Regions from separate parts of the Homo sapiens genome. Here regions 1 and 2 are each linked to region 3. A link is a loop called in an ENCODE intact Hi-C map of the cell type or tissue named here. Cell type or tissue: K562. All regions are shown on one strand. Each heading gives the region's core, and the rest is flanking DNA. Links, peaks and the distances in the headings are about the cores only. Region 1 has its middle 130 kb from the start of SESN3. Region 2 has its middle 250 kb from the start of FAM76B. Region 3 has its middle 84 kb from the start of FAM76B.

Region 1 (7,541 bases), core at 974-5,973, 340 kb before region 3:
CGTTCGAAATGATTTGTAGAACTAAACCATTTTTTAGAGCTATAGCTTAAAAAGACACTATAGTTATTCTGTCAACAACCTCAAGAGAAGTCTGTGCATATAACACTTACTGCGAGCAACCCCTTGGGCCTGCAGCCATACTGGCCTTTCACTTAGTCACTTTGCTACGCTGTTCCCTCTGCCTGGAATGGTCCTCTCAGGAGTCCACTCACCTTCATCCAGTTAACCCTGCTCCTCCTTTCAGTTTCTGTTCCATCAAAAGAGCCATCATCTCCCACTCAGCTTGGGACAGGCCCCCTTGTTATAGGGTTTCAGAGCACCTTGTACTCTAAATAATGACACCAGTGAGTGAGTATGGTAAACTATGGTAGGTATGTTTACCTACCATAGTTTACATTTAGTAACCTATCACATGGTTACCTACCATAGTTTACATTTACTCACTCACTGGTGTCATTATTTAGTGTCTGTCTTCCCCACTAGACATAAGCTCCCTGAGGCCAGGAACTGATGTACTTTTCTCACTTCTGTATCCCCAGCACCTCGTACCAAGTCTGTACCATGTCTGACTTATGGTAATAATAATAATAGGATAATAATTACAATGATAATAACTAAAATTTATTAAACATTAGGAATTCTTCTAAGTGTTTATATCTAATGATTCATTTGAGCCTCAAAATAGCCCTTTGTAGTGGATACTGTTGTTACCCTCCTTTCATAGGAGAAGGACAGAGGTGGAGCTCTAGGATTAGGTAAATTGTCCAAGGTCACAGAACTAGCAGATAAAGAAGCTAGAAGGTAAACTCACAGTCTGGTTCCAGAGTCTGACCTCCTGACCCCTGTGCTTTGCTGCTCCTTGGAGATGTACAGTAAATATCTGTTGAATGAAGGAATGAATTCAGGTGATAATATGGCCCAGGAATTTTGCTTTCTTATCATCTAACTTAATATAGAAATAGGATCTGAAAAATGAGAATGAACCCTACATTTCACAATTAACCGATTTCTCTGAGCTCTCAAATTGATTACTTAACGGAGCATTAGGCCAGGGCCAAACCACAGACAATTAAAATGATTGGGTTATATTTTAAAAAATGACCATGGTAACTGTAGGGTGAATGGGCCAGCTGCCTGGCATAAAAATCCCGTATCTAAAGTATATGCAGTTATATGGGAGCTAAGCTGTCATTTTGTTTTGAGACGCTGAGTTGGATTTATATTCTCTTCCAAGAGAGAAAGAAGGAGAAGTTAGGTAAGTGTTTGCTGCATTAAAAACAAACCAACTTCAGCATATGGAGTCACCGGAAAGGTTACCAGGTAATGTTGGAGTCAATGTTTTCCTCAAAAGAATGTGAACTCTTACCAAGCTTTCTCACATACAGTTGGGCAAGACCCTAGATATCTACACAGGAAAACTGAGAAAGATGATGTGGACATGAAAGATTGTTACTACTGTCTCCTCTCTAACAGAGTCTCTGTAAGGCTATGGAGTATCTGATGTGAAGTAAAGCCATATCCTAGTGAGCCAGCTAGAACTTGATACTTGAAAGGTCTACTAATATGTACGAAATGGCTTGTCTGTTGGATACAGTTGTTGATGACTACGCATTTTAATATTGGGAAGGGATTTCCTTTTGATATATTTGATGCAGAGTTGCTCTTTTTATAGTAGCAACTGGCTAATATACCCACTTGTTTCCAACAATCACATACTAATTATATAGGCTTGGTAGCATGGAATCTGTTTATACATGTTTTGAGCCATCTCATTCAAAATATTTAGGGAGAGTGTATATACCTTGAACTAGTCCCAGGGATGGATTGAAAGGAAAAGACATGGTCCTGCTCTCAAGGTACTTATAATTCCTATAAAAATTAGTATAAATAAAATTCACTCATTTGTTTGGTACCAAGCATGTGCCCATACAAAAAAGGTAAAGAAAGACAGTTTATTATAGTAGAAAAAGTCCTGACTTTGGAGTCATACAGCTTACTGCTTATCAACTACTTAACCTCAGGGAATTTATCTGAACACTCAGAGAATCAGTTTTCTCATTTGTAAAATGGAAATCTTATGCTTTGCAGGATTATTGTATGGAAAAGAAATAAATGTTATCATCTAGCACATAGGCAGTACCCATTAAATTGCTTAACACACGATTTCCATTTGTGAAAAGCCACATCCTAATGAAGCATGGAATAAACAAATAATTACAACATGAGATTTTGATATTGCACAAAACTGACATTGAGCAAAGGAGAAGAAGTGCAGAGAAGAGCAAGGAGCTAACTGCCTCTTCCCAAGCAATTAGGGAAGTCTCCCCAAAGGAGGCTACTTCAGAGGTAGGTCTGGAAGGATGAGTAAGCTTTTGTTGGATGGAGAAGGGGAAACGTTTTTCAAGTACAGAAACATGAAACAGCATGTGCTGCTTGTCATGGGAAAGGTGGGAAAGTCAGTGCCATCAGAGGGTAGGCTCTCTGTGACCAGGTGAGGCCAGGGCACATCATGGGAGATGAGGCCAGAGGGCGCAATCAGTTACAGACTGGTCATAGAGACGTACATAAGATGAAGTCCTAATAAAACAGATCCTCTTCATTTTATTCCTGAATGTTCTATTTTTAGTGACCAGATTCCATGATTTTCGCTGGCAAAAAAATTTTTCTTTTCTGTTTCCCTGAGAAATTTCACTTTATTCGTTCTTTGAACATGTATTTCTGTATGTTCTTAGAATTCAACACTAGCCCAAAGTTTCTGAGAATTCTCTGTTAGCCGCTTAGACAACTTGGTATAATTCTCTGTCACATCTGTCATGCTTTCCTGCCTTTCCGAGCCTGCATTGTCCAGGCTCCCATACCTCCCATGGGGGGCGCAGACGCATCTCAATTGGCCTCTTTGTGCAGAGCGGAAGGCAGGTGTGAGCTGTGATTGACGGCTGGCTTACATGGCCACAGAGAAACTGGCTCTGGGCATTTTCTTTTCTCCTCGAGGCCCAATCCATTCCTTCTACCCAGACTTTCTTGTAAGAGAATTTCTTTGAGTTGTTACCCTTGGAATTTTTTATTAAGTTGTTCAGTTGTCAAATATAAACACATTTGAAAAAATAGGAATTTGATTCAGATCCTGAGGAGAGAAATGATGACTGAGGGTTCGAATAACTTTTTTTCTTTTTATTTCCATATTAAGTTATGCATCACAAACTATGGTACAGGGTAGTAGTTGTGATGCCAGGTGTGTATCCTAATGACTAGGGGAGCTTTTAAAAAAAACACCCCCTGGGCCTGATCCCCACCCCCAACCAGAGATGTATCTTCAGAGGGTGTCTGGGGAAGGAGACCTGGGGAATCTGTGCTAAAGATTACTACTTTGCAGGCAATCTTGATATGTAGCCATAAGGGAGAACCTACTGGGGGAAGGGGATGCTCTGATAAATAGTCTTAGTTCCTGTCCCACCACTCCACCATATCCATCTGTCCTGTCCTGTCATTCAACAGATTCTGTTGAACATAGACTATGTGCCAACATGCTCTTAAGCATGTGGGACAGATCCAGTCGCAGTCCTCATAAATCTTACATTCTAATTGGGGAGATAAACAATAAATAAGACAGATAAGCAAAACATATTAGCTGCTGCTACTTGCCCAGGAGAAAAAAATACAGCGGATAATGTATTTACTTCCTTACCACCCACTCTCAATTTATCCAATCTGGCTTTTATTCCCAGCTTTGCAGATTGTTCATTTGTATGGGCCCAACTCTATCCAACTTGCCAAATCTAGTGGGCACATTTTAGTCTTTGTCTTGCTTGGCCCCTCTGTGGTATTCAGTATGACGCATGACTCACTCCTTAGGTAAATATTGAGACAAGTACTGTGTCTTTACAAGTTAAAAAATAACTTATTTTTAAAATGTTTCACAACTATACCTAAGATAGGCAGTATTATTTTTGTCATTTTAAAAGAGGGAAACTGAGGCACACAGAAGTGAAATAACTTGCTCAAGTTCACACAGCTAGCAAGTAGAAGAGTGGACATTGTTCTGACTGTCAGCTCTCCCTTTCCACACCAAGTTTCCCTGTTACCACCCTAGGCTTCTTTTACTCCTTCTCTCATCATTCACTTTCCAACAGATCCCAGGCTCATCTTCGTCTGCTAGCCCCTTACATGCAGGCATTCTATGCCCAGTCTCTCCTTCCACACTCACTCTGAACCATCTCTTTAATGCCCCCATTTTTCTCTATTGCCCATATCCCTGTGACCCCCAAATTCACACTGTGGGGCTGGGCATCTCTTCTGACTTTCCAACAACCTGACTGGTGCATGCACTTGGATATCAGGTAGACACCTTTCTTTGTGCATTTAATAGGGAAGTGCCTAATATGTGCCAGGTGCTACATGGTTATTGCAGATATTGTAGTGAACAGGGCAGATGGGGTCTCTGGCTCACAGAAGTTACTCTCTAGCAGGAAAGACAGTCCAAATGCAAAGACATCCCCAAATGAACTTAAATACTGTCTTTCCTCTCCCTTGAATACTTACTCAACTTCCTGTTTTCTCAATTTCAGTTAATACCACAGCCTCGGAGTTGCCGTTAATTCCTTCTTCTTCCTCCAGGCCTAAATCCAAGTGTATCTCCTACATACCTCTTGACTCTGTTCCCTTCTTGCCATCACCACAGCCTTGGATTCATTTCCCACCTGGAAAACCTGGTCGGCTTTCTAGCTGGCTTCCCTGTCTCCAGTTCTACATGCCTCTAATCCATCTGCGACACCATTTTTTTCTAAAGTGCAAACTCGATTGTGCCCTCCCCTCTTTATATCCTCCGGTGGGGCATCTAACTGGCGACACCCCACCTCTTCTGATAATGGGTCTTTTCGTGAGAGCCCAATTCATGTGGTTGGTCCAGCTCCAACCGCCTTCTTATGTCCTCCATGCACCTGGCCATAGTGATGAGTTTCAGAATGGGCAAGAAGAGGCCAAGAAGAACTGTCATGTATAAGTATGGGGAAGGAAAGGGTCTCACTCTTGCTCTGAAATACGAATTGTTTCTTTTTCTCCACATTGGGAGAATCTCTCCAAATGTGAAGGCAGTGCATGAAAAGAAGCTGACCCAGTCAAGACAGAGCCTTAGGAAATTGTTTGAGCTCCTGGATGATTTAGTTGCCCATGAAGTGGGCCTTACTCGTGGACTTTACCAGTCACAGGGGTCAATATATTTTCCATGTTAGAATCCAGTGCTGGCACTTAATGGCTATGTAACTTTGGATAAATTATTTAACCTTTCTGAATACCAATATCCTCATCTCTAAAATGGGCATAATAATAACACCCTCACAGGATTGTAATGAGTTCCAAATGAGTTAATGCATACAGAAAGCTTAGAACATTGCTAAGTGTTAACCATTATTATTATTACCATTACTTAGCTGAGTTTGGTCTTGGGTTTCTTTAGCTTGTAATTGAAAGAGTCACAACAAATACCAAGTCCAAACTTTGTATCCTGCTTACAAGGCTGATTTCTAGCCTGCTCTCCAATGGCTCCATCACAGTCCTTATGCCTCTGTCTTGCTTGTATTAAATTTCTAAAACTCTCCAAACATTTATGCTGTTTCAGACCTTTTTCTAGGTATACAATGTTCTTTCTGCTCAGAATGCTCATCCCCAGTCACCTAGCAAAGTCAGGTAACGATTTTAAGCAGCAAGAAGAAGCAACTAACTCAGGATGCCAGCAGTTTGGGGTCTGATTTTGCCATTGATTATCTGCTGTCTCTGGGCAAGTCTCAACAATTTGGGTCCCCTGCATTTTAAAAATGATTTTTTCTTGATTCTCAAATGTACTTCTCTGTGAACAGAGTTCTATAGATTCATTGGCAGTCAAGGATTCCTTACTCAGCTCAAGTTTCAGGTGAGGAAAAAATAATAAGGCCAGTGTATTAGGCCATTCTTGCTATAAATAAATACCTTAGGCTAGGTAATTTATAAAGAAAAGAGGTTTAATTGACTCATGATTCTGCAGACTGTACAGGGAGCATGGCACCAGGCATCTGCTTGGCTTCTGAGGAGGTCTCAGGAAGCTTACAATCATAATGAAAGGCAAAGGAGGAGCCAATGGATTATATGGTGAAAGTGGGAGCAAGAAACAGAGAGTGGGAGGTGCTACGCTTTTAAACAACCAGATCTCACTCGAACTCACCCATCACCAAGGGAATAGCCCTAAGCCATTAGTAAGGGATCTGCCATCATGATCCAAACACTTTCCACCAGGCCCCACCTCCAACACTGGGGATTACATTTCAACATGAGATTTGGTGGGGACACAGATCCAAACCATACCAGTTAATTAACTCTCCCTAACTCCCATTGCTGGAATGGAGAAGACAGACTTAAATCACAGCAGGAACAGTTGGCTCCCTAGAGACAACCTTCTGAACAGATAGGTGGTCAGCCCAAGAAACAGGGCATTAAGAAGGATGTGCTTCCTTTCTTAGATCTCAAGAAGGGACAAGTGAAATTTCTTCCTGGTCACGTTCCCTGGTCCCCACCCCTGCCTTTCTAAAAACTCAAGAGTTCTACAATCTAACAGCAGCCAAATTAACTTAACTATATCTTTAAAAGCAAGAATAGTTTTCCATTGTCTCTAACGCCTGGCTAGGTTTCTAGAATATTTGGGAATAGTAGTAAAATCAAAATGTTTCTTCTGTATTTCAGCGGGAAGATACTGTCTCTGGGTCTGCATCCCTGAAGCTTTGTTTTACTGTTGGAGATGAACAAATGTAAATAATTTAAAGCATCGCCCCAGTAGTATTTTCCTCATTTAAGTTTTATTTCTATGTAAATTTACCTCAGGCCTGGAAAGGTTTGTTTCTGGCCTAGGATAAATGGCTGTTTTATTGCCAGAGTCCAGGCTGGCGAATTTCCCCAGACACTGGCTAGCTCCTGGGTGGCAGAGTTTGGCTGAAAGACATCAACGCAAACATGGTCTCTTTTTCCTTTGCCTGAACTACTATTCAAATGAAGATTATTAAAGAGATCTAAATGTGAAAATGTTATATACTAGCAACAGACACATCCCCCAAATGCATGCACATGGCCTAAATTAGACCACCGAAGTAGGCGGTGTCCAGCCTAAAAATTATAAGAAAGGAATTGGATAATGAGAGGCAGCAGTCCGTGAAGCCAGCCCACCGGCAGAGCAAGTGCAGCATCCCTAGAAGGGTTTCCTAGAGGGAGAAATGGAAGCATGTGGCACAGGAGTGGAAAGTCGCCCGTTTGTTTCTTTCCCTTCTTTCCCATCAGATTCATTTCCTCTCAACTCCTCTGTAAGAACAATAGTACTTGACTCACAAGCCCAGGTCCCATTAGCTTCTGAGGTCACGTTTTCTTTGAAAACATTATCTTATTTATTAATACTTTTAATAGAGAAGCACTACATAAACAGTCTACCCAATAAAATAATCAAAAATACATCATAGAATTTAATGATTTCTGTCCCCGCCATCTCCTTCATTTTCCGCCCCCTAAGGTTACACCTTCCACACTTT
Region 2 (7,541 bases), core at 1,449-6,448, 160 kb before region 3:
TCTAAGGGAATTAATGCAGGAGCAGAAAATCAAACACCACATATTCTCACTTATAAGTGAGAGCTGAACATTGAGAAAACATGACATAAACATGGGAAAAATAAATACTGAGGACTGCTAGAGAAGGGAATTGGGGAGAGGGATGTGAGTTGAAAAACTGCCTGTTGGGTACTATGCCCACTATCTGGGTGCAGTATACCCATGTAACAAAACTGCACATGTACCCCTTGTATCTAAAATAAAAGTTGAAATTAAAAAAAAATAATAATAAATTGCCTGCATAGTATCCATCAGGCTGGTTAGAATAGAGAAACGTGTAGCCAGGAGTTACCATGGCAGCCAGCATGAATGTAAAGATGTGTCCAATGGGGATCCTAGAGAAAGATGGACTAGGTTTGAATCTGTAATACAGCATCTTCTCTATCTCTCTTTTCTCTGACTTGAAAGGGAAACCAACCATGTATCTGTAGGGGTTCTGGGACTGTAGCTCAAAGCAGCTAGCTCCAAACCCTAAATTCCTTTGAAGTCAGTCTCTTATGAAAGACCATTGGGAAAATTCTGGGACCCTCCAACATCATTGAGTAATGATGTATTTTTCTCTCTTTCTCACAAGAAAAATTAAGGTTAATAGACTGTTGCCATTGTTCTTGAGTAATTATAATAGGAGTAATAATTTTAATATTAGCAATGTTATTTTATCTCTTGCCTTGGTCCACTCTCCAACATTCATCTACTTGGGAGAAGGTTAGGACTTGCTGGAGTAGCCATAAAAAGACAAACATTGAATTAAAATTCCATTTCTGACATTAAAAAATAGGATTTTGCTGCAAGACCAGGAAGACTTGCAAGCAGGCTATTGAGAGAAGACTTCCAAAATTCCTTTAGCTTGAACTTTAGCCTCTCAAAGCCCAAGCCTGGAGGCATCAGTGCATAGTTTTCTCAGCCTGATTTCCACCTAAGGCTTGACCAGAGTTAGAAGTAGGAGGAAGAAAAATACAACTTTGGGGAAAAATCACCCTTTCATCCTAGAGTGATGATAGGAAGGAAGAGACAAGATAAGGATCCAACGGCATCCATATACATCCTGTGGACGGAAGATGAAGGAGGGGCAGTGCTTTGGACTGAGCAATACTGAGGACAGAGCAGTCCATCACCAGCCTGGTCTATAGCCCCATCAAAGTAAACTGGGTGGTACAGAATGGGGAGGCAGAGAGAAGGATTTGGGGTCAATGTTTCTGGGCCATCCGTGGCTTTCGTTGGAGGAGCCTTGGCAAGACAATAGCTGAGAGCCTTCATTGAAGGGTTTGCTATGGTAGAAGTTTGAGTGATAGTCACAGAGAATCACCAGATAGATCTACGGCACCTGCAGGAGCAATGGAGAGGTCAAGATAGCCTCAGAGTTATGACTAGCAATGCAGCAATCTAGAAGTTACCCCAACCTCAGACTCCAGACTCAAATGCCATCAGAGTATAGGTGGACAAGGGATATCACCTCAGAGACCAGAGGAGAAGAGGCCTTGAGGCATGAGATGTCAACTGTTTTCCACTATCGTAAGCATGCTTGGGCAGGTAATGGAGAGGCTATGTATACCACAGAAAGACTTAATACTACCTGAAAGTCCTGCTTTAAATTATTAAAATTATTGAATCAGACTAGGCTCAAGCCAGATTATACATTTAGCTAATAATGTTTCCCACTCACCATGAGTAGGGTCAGGAAAAGTATAGATTAGTTACAGGTAAAATAAAAATATGCTTCCCCCTCACATCCAGTTTGGGGTATGGTTGACTTTTGCCACCATGCAACACAAATGACTCCCAGATTTTGTGAACATGTAGAAAATACCTTTGCTGCCTTGTTCATACCCCCTCAACCTACTCTGGAGGTCACAGGCAGACAGTTCCCAGGCCTGTGGATATCTTCCTATGTCTCTTTGCTTGATGGCATTCAAACAGCCATGAAATCATGCTCAGTTTGAGTAGGGCAGGACAGGCTAAGAGCTGGTACCTGAGGAGCAACACTGAGCCAGCGAGGAACTGGTGTTTGTGCTTAATAACCCAGCTTTCTCTCCCCTCAGTGGGACAATTCTAACTTATGTTCTTGTGGCTGCTATGAAAATACAGCCCTCATATCTCCACCCCTGCATCTGCTTTGCAATGACAGAGTCTCCCAGATGGCTGTTCTGCTGTGCGGAGATTATGTCTGTGGGTCAGATATTCCATAAGCCCTGGCTAGTGGTGCTATCTGAGGTTCTGTGGGCTGGAAAGGCAAATCCATACCTGGAATATGTATCTGTCCCTGTGAGGGCAAAGCACTGGCCTTTTCAGAATAGAAGGCTCCAATATAGTTGTCTTACACTGAGATGGTCTCTTGGAGCAGTAGGGATATATCAGAGACTCAGCCTTGCTCACTGTTGCTTGCAGGTTGGATATGCAGAGGCAGAAGGAGCTAGTGGTTTGGTAAGTGAGTGTCACTTGTTGGGCCCACATGTAACTTTGTGCCACTGGCCACTCCATTCATGTGTACAAAGTGTCAGTTCTGGAGGGACTGATAGCAAAGGCTGGCTTATGTCAATTAGCTGAGTCATTTTGTCTACTGGGTATTCTGCATGTCTTCCATGGAGGATGCTTTCTGGCAGATGTTTACATATAAAGCAAAATCTTTACACTTCATGCCCACTGCATACATCCACCCACAGTCTGTACCCCAGACCTCTTTGTCCTTAGTTTTCAGCCCTTTTCATTCCAGGCCCCTGACCAGACATCAAAGCCATTGACCATGAACTAAGAACCTGCATGCGTTTTCACCTCAGGCCACTTCTCCTTCCACACAGAGTGGATGGCCAGATGCATTGCTCACAGCTTCACCCATTGAGAAGATTGTCCCCTTCTCCACCGTCTTTCAAGACCACCCTTGAATGTGGCTATAATGCAGCTGCTTGTACTCATGTACCAACCTGCCGTGAACTAAGCTCGGCCTTATCCCTCCTCTGTCAGCTGGTTTTATGGGGCATTCTTGACCCAATATATGTGAGCTGGTACAACTGAGGCAGTGACATGGGAGTCTGGGCTACCTGCTGAGACAGATAGATACTCAAGCCCACAGATCCTGCTCAGGCTTTATCCTGAACATACCACTTCCATCTTCCAATAAATAAATGCTGTGTTTGTCTGACTTTGTGACTTAGGGAGGTCCAACAGAATTCACCTCATAATGGACAGTTCCACTGCTACGGTCACTTGATGCTCCATACTTAAGTATTCTGTCTTTACCAGGGCAATAGAACAGATGCTGTTTCTCAAAAGGCATCATCCTTTGCTGTAGATGGAAAGGTTGTGATTCTCTCCCCGAAGCTGCCATAAGCTGCATGCTGGGTCTTTTCCCATCACGGGAACCTCCAGCACCACAGAGACTGCTCTATCGTATGGCCAAAATGGTAGGGCTGCTTGCTCAGCAATTTTGGCTTGCTGCACAGCCCCTTTCTGTTCTAGACCTAAAGCTGGCAGCTTCATTAAGTGAACTGGAGTAGTATTGCTAGTTTGTGGAATACTCCAGATTCCAAAGAGGTCTGATAGCTGCTGTATTCCCTTCTTTGTGGTAGAAGACAGATGATGCATTGATTTGCCTTTTACTTTGGAGGTCATGTCCCTTAGCCCTGCACCCCTAAAAACTTCAATGAAGTGACAGTTTTTCTGAATCTTCATAAAGTTCATTACTCATTCTCTGCAGCTCATGTGTCTTAGAAGGCTTCAAGCAAATGAGTCACTTTTGCTTGTCTTGTGTGAATAGCATGAGGTCATCCACATTGTATATTAGTGGTTATCTATGGGATATTCAGATTATACATATCTCTTATGAATATATCATGACACAAGACAGGAGACCTAACATATCCCTGAGGCAAAACCCTGCAACTTCAGCCATATGATCCAACAGATCTTATGAATATTGCTGTCTGTTCTACATGAATGCAAAGTCTTTCTGATCCTCTTTTCTAATTGGAATAGAAAACAGCACATATGTCAAATCGATGGCTACATACCAGGGATTTAAAGGCTTATTAATCTTTTCTAGCTACAACACATGTCTGGCACAGCACCTGCAACTGGGGCTACTACTAGGCTATGCCTTCAGTGAATGGGTTATGCCAGTGAAGTCATTCATTCTCCATGATCCATCTGGTTTCTGCAGGAGCCAGACTAGCATATTAAATGGACACCTGATGATTACCACCACTCCTGCATCCTGCAGCTTTTTAACGGTGGCCCTAACCTCTGCCATGCCACAGAGGATGTAACATTGCTTTTGATTTACTAGCTAGGCCAGGGTCATGGGCAGTTTCATAGGTATCTACTTATACTTCCTCACTGTAATAGCTCTTACCCTACAAGCAAATGACCCAATGTCAGGGTTATTCCAACTGCCCAGTATATCAGTTTTAATTATACACTCTAGGACTGGAGAAACGGCCACTAGGTGGGTTCCTGAACCTATTGAGTCCACTGGGAGCCACATTTTCGCCAGGACTCCATATTACCTGGCTCCCCTAAGCTCCCTTTCTAACACAGGGGCCATAATGTGCTTTAGGTCTTCAGCTAACTATGTTGACTCAGACCCTCTGTCCATTAGTCCTAAAAAAAATCTGGGTACCTCTATTTTCACAGTGTACAGTCATCTAATAATAGCTATAAATCCCTTTGGGAGGAAACTCAAAGAATCATCATAATTTATATCTGCCGTGGCATCCTAGGGCCCTGTCTCCTAGAAAGCTGACCTCCTCTTCAGCAAACGAGCTTCTGATCTGAAAATTGGCTCAGGTCCAGGATCATGACATTTTACTGGGTGACCACCCTCAGTCAGTGTCCTGCTCTTCCGTTAATTTGTTCTTTCTTTCTTTTTCTTTTTGGTCGTAGATGTTTAGCAGCATCTTTGTTGGCTATTCGTCTATCTTGCTCACACGGATGCTAAGCTCTTTTAACCATTTCCACGATTCCTTCTGTGTCAACCTCCTTGCCTGTCATTATGGTAATTGTGGGCTCCTGCCTTCTGGTGGTTGAGTGCTGTACCGGATATTTGTTATCTGGGGACTATATCATTCCCATAGCTATTAAAAACTCGGTGATTACCTCTACTACCATCAGCCTGCAGAGGATAGCCACCACTGAACTTCTCACTCATGCTGGTGGCCTCTCACCTGTGCATGCCTGGCAGCCTTCATGCAAGGTATGTCCTCTGGACCCTCCTGTGAAGCATACTCTTCTAGTGCATCTTCTGGTCTTACAGAATATATCCATGTCAGGATTCTCACTTTCCTCAACCTCTTTGTTTCTTCCTCTGTGCTCTTTCAGGGCAACTTAGGCACTTCTGCTTCATTCAACATTAGCTATCACTTTTTCTGAGCTTCTAAGAGCCACCCTAGCAGCAAGTTTATCCCATTCTCTGGGGTTCTTTCTGGGATGTTAAAGCCTATGTCCAAAGAAAGTGCCCCCATATGAATGAATTCTTGTTTATGCAGTTTTACAGCTCTCTTGATCAAGTACTCTCAAAATTCAATCTCAATGATACTGCATTTGCTTCTGCTGGCACGTGCTAGCTAATTCATGAAAATTCCTAGGTAGAGAGTTTCTGTCCATCTGTTTCAGGCTCAGCATACTCCCTATTGGGTTATGGTGGCTTTTAACCCTAGTTATCTGCCTGACAGCCAGCATAAGAGACTGGGGAAGCTCCTGAGGAGGGCATTTGCTGCCTTGCCGAAAAGAGGCCTCTGCAGTGTCTTCCACTGCATTGAAATGCTAGCTCTTGCTAGGTATGAATGAACCACCTCTGCAGGCTCTGAGGATATGCAGAGGTCTGCAGAACCCATGCCCTCAAAACCTTCATTCAGATGTCCCTATCCCATGTTTCAGTGTCCCAAAGTTCTCCTAACCAGGATCGTAACTTTAAAACAACAGATCTTCCTTAACTTAGCATTCATATGTCCTTTGATCCCTGTAACTCTATCAGAACTTCAGTCTGTTCAGCTGTGTGTGCTTTCTACTGCTAAAGATGAGTGATTCTTTGTAAGCTACCAAAAAGGCTTTCTGGTTCTCACATTTAGCCTTTTACTACTTGTCAATAACCTTCTGTTTTTCATGCTCTTTGAGGTATCAGTATAATTTAGCAGTCTCCAGCCAACTCCACTGTCATTGCAGGCATTTTTCCCCAGATCTTTCAAATACCTGAATGGTTGCACCCACAGTGGTGACCTCTTCCACTAGGACATTTTTCCATGTCACCATTGGTGACATTGTTAGTAAATGAGCTGCCACTTTGTGCCTGGGACTACCCAGGCCCCAGTTACCATTCAGGATGGCATCCTCTTTGTCCAGTGAGTATGAGTATGCCAGTCCTGAGGCCTCATTTTACTGTCTGTCTTCTTGGACAGCTTTCAGTACCACTGTGTTCATTTAGATTATTTAGGAAGTAGACGATAACATGGGATTACATTTGTAAGAGACTTGTTGTGGGAAATGCCCCTGAGGGAAAAGGCTGCATTCATGCTGAAGTCACAGTTCACACACATTAGCTCCTAGCCAATGACTAAAAGCAGCTAGAACACTGAAGCAAAGCCCGTTTCTGAGAGATGTGGATCTCCTCTGGCAGATGGCTTTGGCCCCATGCTTCTTATTGGCTGGACTGAACTTTTCTTAGAACTGCACTGTAGTCTGAGAGTCATCCTGTGTGATCCTCTTTACTTCTCCTTGTCTTTCACAGGGGACACCTCCATTGTGGTCTGATCGCTCTCCCCACCTCCACCCGCTACATTTCTTTTCCGCCTCAGAGGCATTTGTTCTACCAAATCTCTTGCACATCTGATGCTGTCTTGGAGCCTGTTTCTTGCAGGACCCAGCTAACACATAGTCTCTCAGATGAACCCTGATAGGTTTGTCTCACTTGCCCTAATGGTGACTTGATTATTAACACATACTTTATTAACATTTCTGTCTCCACTGCTTAACTTTCCAACTGTCTTACATGTTTCCCAGGACCTCCTTCCAAATAAAATACTGGCACCCAAATGCTTGTCTCAGAGGCAGATTTTAGAGAAACCCAGACAAAGACAATCTCTCCCTTAAAGATAGCTACTTAAAGAGAACAAGAACAAGTAATTTCTGCAAATGGTTATTTGTTAAAATCTTTTTTATTTTAGTGGATTTTTTTCTTCTTTGTGCTTCTTTTAGAGTTATGATAAGTTATTATTGGATGTCATTTAAGGTGACATCCTTAAATCTTCTGCCTTCTAGCAAGTTCAAACAGAGACATAACCCCCCTACCTTTTAAAACCACTGCCTTGCCACACCCATGGCCTTGTCTGCAGGTTGTGGCAAACCCTTCTGAGCTCCTTCAAAGACCAAGGAACTATGTCTGCTCAGCCATCCAAACCATTTCAATTTGCAAATAAATCCTACCTTTGGTAAAAAGCAGGGTGGTCTGTAGCTCTTGAAATCATGAAGCTTCTACTTTATTGTGAATAAAAGAATCTAGTTAAGATGTAGCTTGG
Region 3 (7,541 bases), core at 1,389-6,388:
TGGGCCTGGTGGCGGGCGCCTGTAATCCCAGCTACTCGGGAGGCTGAGGCAGGAGAATGGCAAGAACCCGGGAGTTGGAGTTTGCAGTGAGCCGAGATCGCGCCACTGTACTCCAGCTTGGGTGACAGAGTGAGACTCCGTCTCAAAAAAACCAAAACAAACAAACAAACAAAAAACAAAATTAGCTGACCATGGTGGCACACACCTAGAATCCCAGCTACTCAGGAGGCTGAGGCAGGAGAATTGCTTGAACTCAGGAAGCAGAGTTTGCAGTGAGGCAAAATCCCGCCACTGCACTCCAGCCTGGGTGACAGAGCGAGACTCTGTCAAAAAAAAAAAAAAAGAAGTATTTAAAAAGTATTATCTCTAGTCTATCCCTCTCGCAAACAGAAAGATAACCTCAGGACCCACACTTAATACCCTTCTGAATTTTAAAAACCTCTGACCTTCAGGAAACTCAAAGACTAAAGAGTCCAGACCTACCAAGCAAACATCCTTTAGCTACTACTGATTTATAGTAATAATAAAATAAAACATTGCTATCTGTCATTTCCAGTTAATTCAATTCATGGTGAAGATTATTTACTGGGGGAAAAAGAGCAGTGAGTCATGGCGAGGCTTTAAGAGCTGGGAAAGGAGCCATATGAATACACACACACACACACATTTTCATGTCAGCTTGAATCATGGCATTTTCTAAACAATGGTGCTTAAATGTTAAATCCTAAATGCATTTTACAGTTTAACAAAAACTTTATCACTTATCCTCAATCCTTCTAAGTCTCTGTGTTCCCCCAATTTAGTCCAGAATTTAACCTCTGACCCAACATAATACTGACCACTTCAATTTCAACCAAGTCTTCAGAGAGAGATTTAGGAAAACCAGTGCAACTTGTTTATTTGGTGGGGAGGGGATAAGTGCGAAAACTTACTGGATTATATTCCCAGGGTCCTCAGCAACCACCCATTAAGGCGCTGAAAAGTTTATAGAATAGTCCCAAGTCTTGCATTCTTTCTATGGGGGTGGGGGAGCCCCAAAAGATGTTCTGTTTCCTGTGACCTACCGCACCATTCACAGATGGTTTTTTAGCAATACTGCCTGTTTTCTCTGTGTTGGTTTCTCTTTAGAAGAAGGGCTACCAACATTCAGCAGATAGACAATGACACAGGCTGCACTGCTTGCTCTCTTGGCCTCATTCTCACCCTAATATGAGAAAAGACCTTGTCCCAGGTTTGCATAACTGTGAAACTGCATGTTTTAGGCAAAAACAAAAATGGTTATTCTATGCACACCAAAAAGATGGAGGAAGATGCCTAAGTTGACGGCATTTTCACAATGGAAAGACTTTTAGGTAGTTATTGAGTTGGAATTTGTTCTCTTCTCAATTAAAAGCTAGAGTTATTTATATAACTACTCACACTGCCTCCACTGAATGAGAGAGCTGAAAAAAATGAAGTGAAGCACAGGAAAGAGTTAAGTCATTCCTAGGTGACCAGTGCTGTGAGCTGACTGAAAAAAAGAAAATCTCTAAAAGTTCTAGCATGACACAGATCCAGGCAGTTGTGCTTAGAAGAAGAGTAATGAGAACTAAAGAGATACAGCTGATAGAAACTCATGTTAAGGCGTAAACTCGAAGCAATTGCAGATAGAAAGCCTGAGACTTCTCAAGTAGTTTAAGTGCTCCGATTCAAGAAGTAACCATTCCAATAGAAACCTATGGGGAATGTGGAATAGTGTCACATAAAAGATAATAAAATCACATACTAGAATTAGATGAAAAGGTGGGGGGGAAGTAAAGATCTATACATGGGCCAGGCAGAGACATTTCCTTTAGGTATCCCTGGATAAACCTTTTATCAGTTCTGTAATAACTTAAGATATGAAATACTGCAATTGCTTGACTATATATTATTTGCAGGAGTGGTGGTGGTGTATGTGTGTGTGTTTGTATTTGCTCGTTAAGTACATAGTTGAACCTAGTATATTCCTTGGTTATGGGTTTAATTATTCTCCTTCATTTGTGTAACACCTCATATAAATCCCCCAGTAAGAAAATATCTTGATGGATAATTATCTGGACTGGATCTGCCCAGTGGAAAATCACAACCAAGGTTCTGGTGATCAGGGTAAGCAAATATTAGAAACAGCCCTTCCAGAATGTTGCTTTAGCAGGATTATTCCTATTTGAATATGCCCTACTATATACTGGAAGGCACCAGGCTGCAGAAGAAGGGTCCCAGGAGATTTTGTTGCAGTATGTAACTCTCCTCATAGAGGGTGTGATTTGACAGAACTAAATGGCCTCCCCACCCCCAAATCACCTCCTTCATCAGGCTACCATGTGCCTGAAATTCTTCGCTCCCTTTTTTAAAGTGCAATTAGAGGGAAAGGGGTGATTACAAATTTAGTCATTAGCTTCTACTCAAACACTGATCAGGACATTTCTTCAGATTAACTACCAGGGGATCTTGAATATAGTGAACATATTTTACAAATCTAAAACTGGGTCAAGTGGTTGGACAAGTAAAAATGTAACTATGAACTTTTAAAATTTTTGAATTTATAACAGTACCAGAAGAACTGACATATTAATTTCTCATAGGCATGGAAAAGTGTTATTCTAATGGAGAGGAGAGGGAGGAAAGGCAATGGATCCAGGTGGAATGGAATAGTTCAGGGCCATTATTGCAAGAGAACATCATGGAATTCACAGAGGAATGGGAAGATAGGAAAGGACAGGGAAACAGCTGCTTCTGAAAAACAAAATGTCACAGGGCTGCCCTAGGTGACCCTAATGTTTCCATTTAGCCCTGAATATTTTTACTGCATTCTTCACGGGGGAAAAAAAAAAGTAAAGGAAAAGTAAACAAAGATAAAATATCCTACGCCCTTGAACATAAAATAAGGAGAAAGTGGATGTTCAATCCAACACTTCCTGAGTTTATACTCTGTGTCAACCCCTAAGCCAGGTGCTATCCCTTCACTGGGCCAAGGACCAGGCTATTGGGCATGTGTTACCATAGTGACACGCTACTGAGAACAACCTCATGCCCCACTTATACTGAGTCTTCTAAATATTCCCAAGGTTCCTCTCAAGCAGAAATAGATTTTTCTTCACACTTCTAAGAAAGGACTGTATTTATTTGTTTATGTATTACCATAAAGTTTAGCAATATGATGCAAAAACTAAGTGCTAGGAAAGAAAATATACTTTCATCGGGCATGCCAGGTGTTTTTGTCTGAAAGACTAGCATCTTACCTGACATCTGAGCAGAATATGAAGAGCTCTTAATCAAGTTTTCAATTTCATTTGCCAAGATAAGCTTGCATAATGTCTTTAGGACACAAATTTCCCAGCCTTCACTCCTCAAAACATCATGAAAGAGCTAAATAAAGTGAAAGTGGCAAGTGATACAGGAACTGAGGTATGTCAATTCCTTTAATGGGCTGGGAAGCTCCTGATTTCGAATTTAAGAAAGATACAGCCGCAGTCCGGCCTTGCCTAGAAAGGCATTGCTGGCAGCTCCCGCCCTGGTTAGAGAGCGCCCCCTACTGTTTCTCCTCTTTGTCGGCTCCAAGCATGCCAACACCCAGGCCGACTCACAGTTACAAAGCACCAATTGGACAAGTGTATCCTGGACTGTGAAATAAATTGAGAGGAAGAAAGCGCCAGCCTTGGAGCTGGGCAGAGAGGATCATATTGGAGGTTTGGAAGGAGAATTTCGGATTTCTCCTCACCACCCAGACCCCTGGTCCTAGGATGCCTTCCAGGAAGATCAGACATGGCTTGATTTAAGAGCAGAAGAATCTATCACCCGAATTTCTTTACCTCCTGTCACACATAGAAGTAAGAACAAGAGACAATCAGAAGGAAGTAAAGAACAAGCCAGAGAGACAGAGCAAAGGAGAACCAAGAGAAAGAACCCCAAAGGAAAAGAAGTGGAGAGAAGAACAGAAAAGGAGTCAGGCAGAAAATAATAGAATAGTCTTTATTTCCTTTTCACTCCCTCCTCTTTTTAAAACAATGTTTCTAATGAGCATCTAGTTTCATCTGAAAGTTTTTGAGCGCACTTGTTTACCTTTGCTACAATTTTCAGAGTTTAGCACTTTTGCGGGCTGGGTGTTGGGAGCTGAGGCTCAACTGTCATTGTTCATTTCTGCTGTGATTTTGCACTGATATTTGTATGTCATCATTTAGTCGTTTTGTTGTTTGTTTTTGCCATCAGCTTGTGTTTGTTGCAAGGCAGTTCTGCTGCTGTCTGTCCTCCGCTTCTGGATCCATGTCACTGCTCACACTGCCTCATTGACATCTTTCCAAGACTACATATCAGGACCCAAGCCTAAACAGGTTTCCCTCCCTCTGGAGAAGCACTGTGAGGTGGTGAAGTCCGGCCCCTCCAAGTGATTCTTGAAAGGGGCAGGTAACAAAAAATTATTGAGGGTGTTGGGGAACAGAACCATCATAGGTTTTCTTGTTTAATATACCTAATAAAATATGGAATTGAGAGGGACTAAAGTATTGTCCAAAGTCAAACAGCTTGTAAGTAACAGGATTTGAACCTGTGGATCCCAAAGTTCATTCTTTTCCCTACATTACACTGCCCCAGAGCTCTTGTAGCCCTGCCAATCTAGGCTCACTCCAAGAGAAATATTCCCCACTTGCAAGAGTTCGTAGAACTGTCCACACTACTGAAATTGTTATGTCTCTGGGTTTTCCTTTTAATAGGCACACGTACTCAAATTTGCATAATGTAAATGTAGACAGAGTGTAACTACCATGTAAGCACAACTACCATATAAGTGTTATGAGTGATCCTTTGGAAACAAGCCTAAAAAATCCTGAAATCATATGAAAACAGACACTTTTTATTCTCCTGGGAAGCAGATGACATCATTTTTTATGCAAAGTACACTAAGACAGTAGAGTGCTGGTGAGGTGCTGATAACGCAGCTCTCTGTCGGGAATACGGGAGCCCTAACTTCCAGTGTTTGCTGATTTCTGTGGTGTAAATATTTCCACCATGGCAAAATATAAGCTACTAATATGACATCACTGAATGCAGAACTGGGGAAAATTGTGCTTAGTTAGCTCTTGTGAGCCCACACAAGCTGGCACCGGCATACAACAGCACTAAGGGCCGCGCACCCATCACTGGAATTAGACTGCACGTGCACATCAAGGAAGAGAGCCTGTAGCAAGTACCATGACAAGCAGGATAGGGTGAAGTGTGTCAGTTCTGGAGCCCAACTGCATGTAGGTTTCAAAGCCCAGCTTTGCCATTACTAACTGGGAACTTGTGCAAATTTTTAAAATATTCTGTGTTGCATTCGTATATAAAATGAGGATAGTAATAGTATTTACTTTATAACATTGTTGCAAGAATTAAATGAACTGATGCATGAATAGGGTTTAAAAAGTATTACCTACTGTTATATTTTATGTGTTTAGGAGTATCTTACCCTACTAAAGATCATCTTGGCAATACCTCAAATAAAGTACAAGAAGAATAAGAATGATTGTCACTGTGGACTTCACAATTTCAGTGCTGAACATCAGTGAGAGTGATGGGAGTACTTTCAATCCCTAAGAATAGTTGCTTCTTCAGGCTCAGACACTCAGCTACTCTATGTGCAACCCCCTGCCACCTCCCGCTGTTGCAGAAAAAGCCATGGCAGCTTTTCAACCAAGATTCTTAAGACAGGAGAAAAGTTCCACCCTTAGGTAGACAGCAGGGAACCATACAATAGCTGGATCTACTCGGCACTGAATTGTTTGGAATAAAGAAGATTAAAACACTTTTATGAATGTATGTTCTTCAGTATCTTTTAATTTCTGTTCTTATTATTTTTAAAAAATCTATAAAGGTCTTACTCAGAAAAGTGAGGCCTTCTTAATTCTGGCAGACACTAAGACATACAGTCCTATTCAGAGAGAAAAAAAAAAGCAATGAGTTAACTAGACATATGACAGAATGAATCAATCTTTCTTTTGCTTTTCATGTCTACTTTTTGAAAATGCACATGATTATCTTTTCCATTCTGGGTCTATTCCTAATAAATTACATTTTATATTTTATTACCTCCTGCTTGAAATATTATAATAGCCATCAAAAATAATGTCCAGATTACAGTTTTGTTCATAAGTTATTTTATTTTATTTTTCTGTCTAACACAAGCCAGGCACTGCTTAGGACATGGTGGGGTTGGGGGGTAGGGGTTTGTCCAGCGGTAAAGAGTTGGATATGATTACTGTCCTGAAGGAGCTCACATTGTATTAAGGGAGAGAAACAGTAACAAAATCAACAAATACATGAATATGATAATTTTGGATTGTGGTCATTTGTATGAAGGAAATAAAGAAAGCGATATGGTAGAAAGGAGGCATCAAGGAGGATCTTTTAGGTGAGGTCTCATTTGAGCTGTGAGAAGGAACCAGCCATTTGAAGAGCAAGGAGAAGCATGATCTAGCCGGAGAACTGCAGGATGAAAAGCCATAGGCAGGGAAGAGCTTAGCATGTTACCAGAGCACATTCCTCCTCTTCCATGCCTTCTTTCAGTACCTATTACCCACTCCCTGCTTTATCTTCCTAAAATGTCCTTTAACAGTATCTTTTCTTTTAAAAAGCTGCAATGGCTTCACAATTCCTAGCAATTCAAATTCTTTGCCATGACCTTTGAAGCCCAGAACACTCTACCCCCTCCCACTTTCTGGGCTTTATCTCCCACTAATCCTCTGTACAAAGCCTGCACCAAGTTGGATTCCTCACCATCTCCTATATTGTTTCTCACAGTTTTGCTCATTCCATTTCCATTGGCTTGGCTTCATGACTTAGCCAGAACCCACATATCTTTCAGGGACTAGTTAAAAATGTTTTTATCTCTCCGGCATGCTTTCTTTTGAGTCTTTACAATGCTTCATATCGCTCGTGGTCAATACCAATAACTCATCAATTAAACTACCTAGTTGTTTAATTGTAAGTTTATTTATTTATTTCTCTTGTAAGTTTTATTATTTCATTCATGCCTGGTTCTCTAAGTAGTCGCATGCTTTGGGGGTAACATCCCCAGCAGATTTTTAAGCTCCTGGAGGGCAAGTAGTGATAGCTGATGTTTATTCATATCACACAGCACCAAGAACAAGGCCTTGGGCCTAATACGCCTTTCTCTTGATCTAATCATTTCTTCTCCATGACTTCTCTCATTGCATTTTGCATAATTCCTGAGAGGAACTTATCTCTATAAGAGAGCTCTGAATTCAGTTGTTAATCACGTATCCTGTATGCTTTTAGCCTCACTAAACAGTGGACATTTGCTCTCCAAATGGCTGGTTCCTTCTCATAGCTCAAATAAGACCTCACCCAAGAGAATCTTATTGATGTCTCCTTTCTACCGTATCACCCTCTTTATTTCCTTCATACAAATGACCACAATCCAAAATTATCATATTTGTTTCTTTGTTGATTTGGTTATTGCTTCTCTCCCTTAATACATTGTGAGCTCCTTCAGGGTAAGAATCATATCCAAATGTTTACCACTGGAT

What was found. Peaks named below come from ENCODE experiments on the same cell type or tissue, not always from the same donor. Only the 100,000 strongest peaks of a DNase experiment are listed, where the experiment ranks them.
Region 1: a loop joins it to region 3, with 9 times the contacts of the local background. A loop is called at or near these places in 6 of 110 quality-filtered maps.
Region 2: it touches region 3 in a loop (2.3-fold over the local background); 7 of 110 quality-filtered maps call a loop at or near these places.

What each region holds. Positions count from the first base shown.
Region 1 is chr11:95,361,015-95,368,555 of GRCh38, forward strand. No RefSeq gene overlaps it. Among named protein-coding and RNA genes, the nearest start is that of SESN3, 130 kb to the left of the region's middle. In K562, for the core only: a CTCF peak has its summit at 2,866; a DNase peak (open chromatin) is centred at 2,887; H3K27me3 peaks cover 624 bases.
Region 2 is chr11:95,540,841-95,548,381 of GRCh38, forward strand. No RefSeq gene overlaps it. Among named protein-coding and RNA genes, the nearest start is that of FAM76B, 250 kb to the right of the region's middle. RefSeq lists an enhancer at 2,045-2,339. In K562, for the core only: a CTCF peak has its summit at 4,481; DNase peaks (open chromatin) are centred at 2,181 and 2,551.
Region 3 is chr11:95,702,173-95,709,713 of GRCh38, forward strand. No RefSeq gene overlaps it. Among named protein-coding and RNA genes, the nearest start is that of FAM76B, 84 kb to the right of the region's middle. In K562, for the core only: a CTCF peak has its summit at 3,544 (motif pointing left); DNase peaks (open chromatin) are centred at 3,549, 4,939 and 5,169.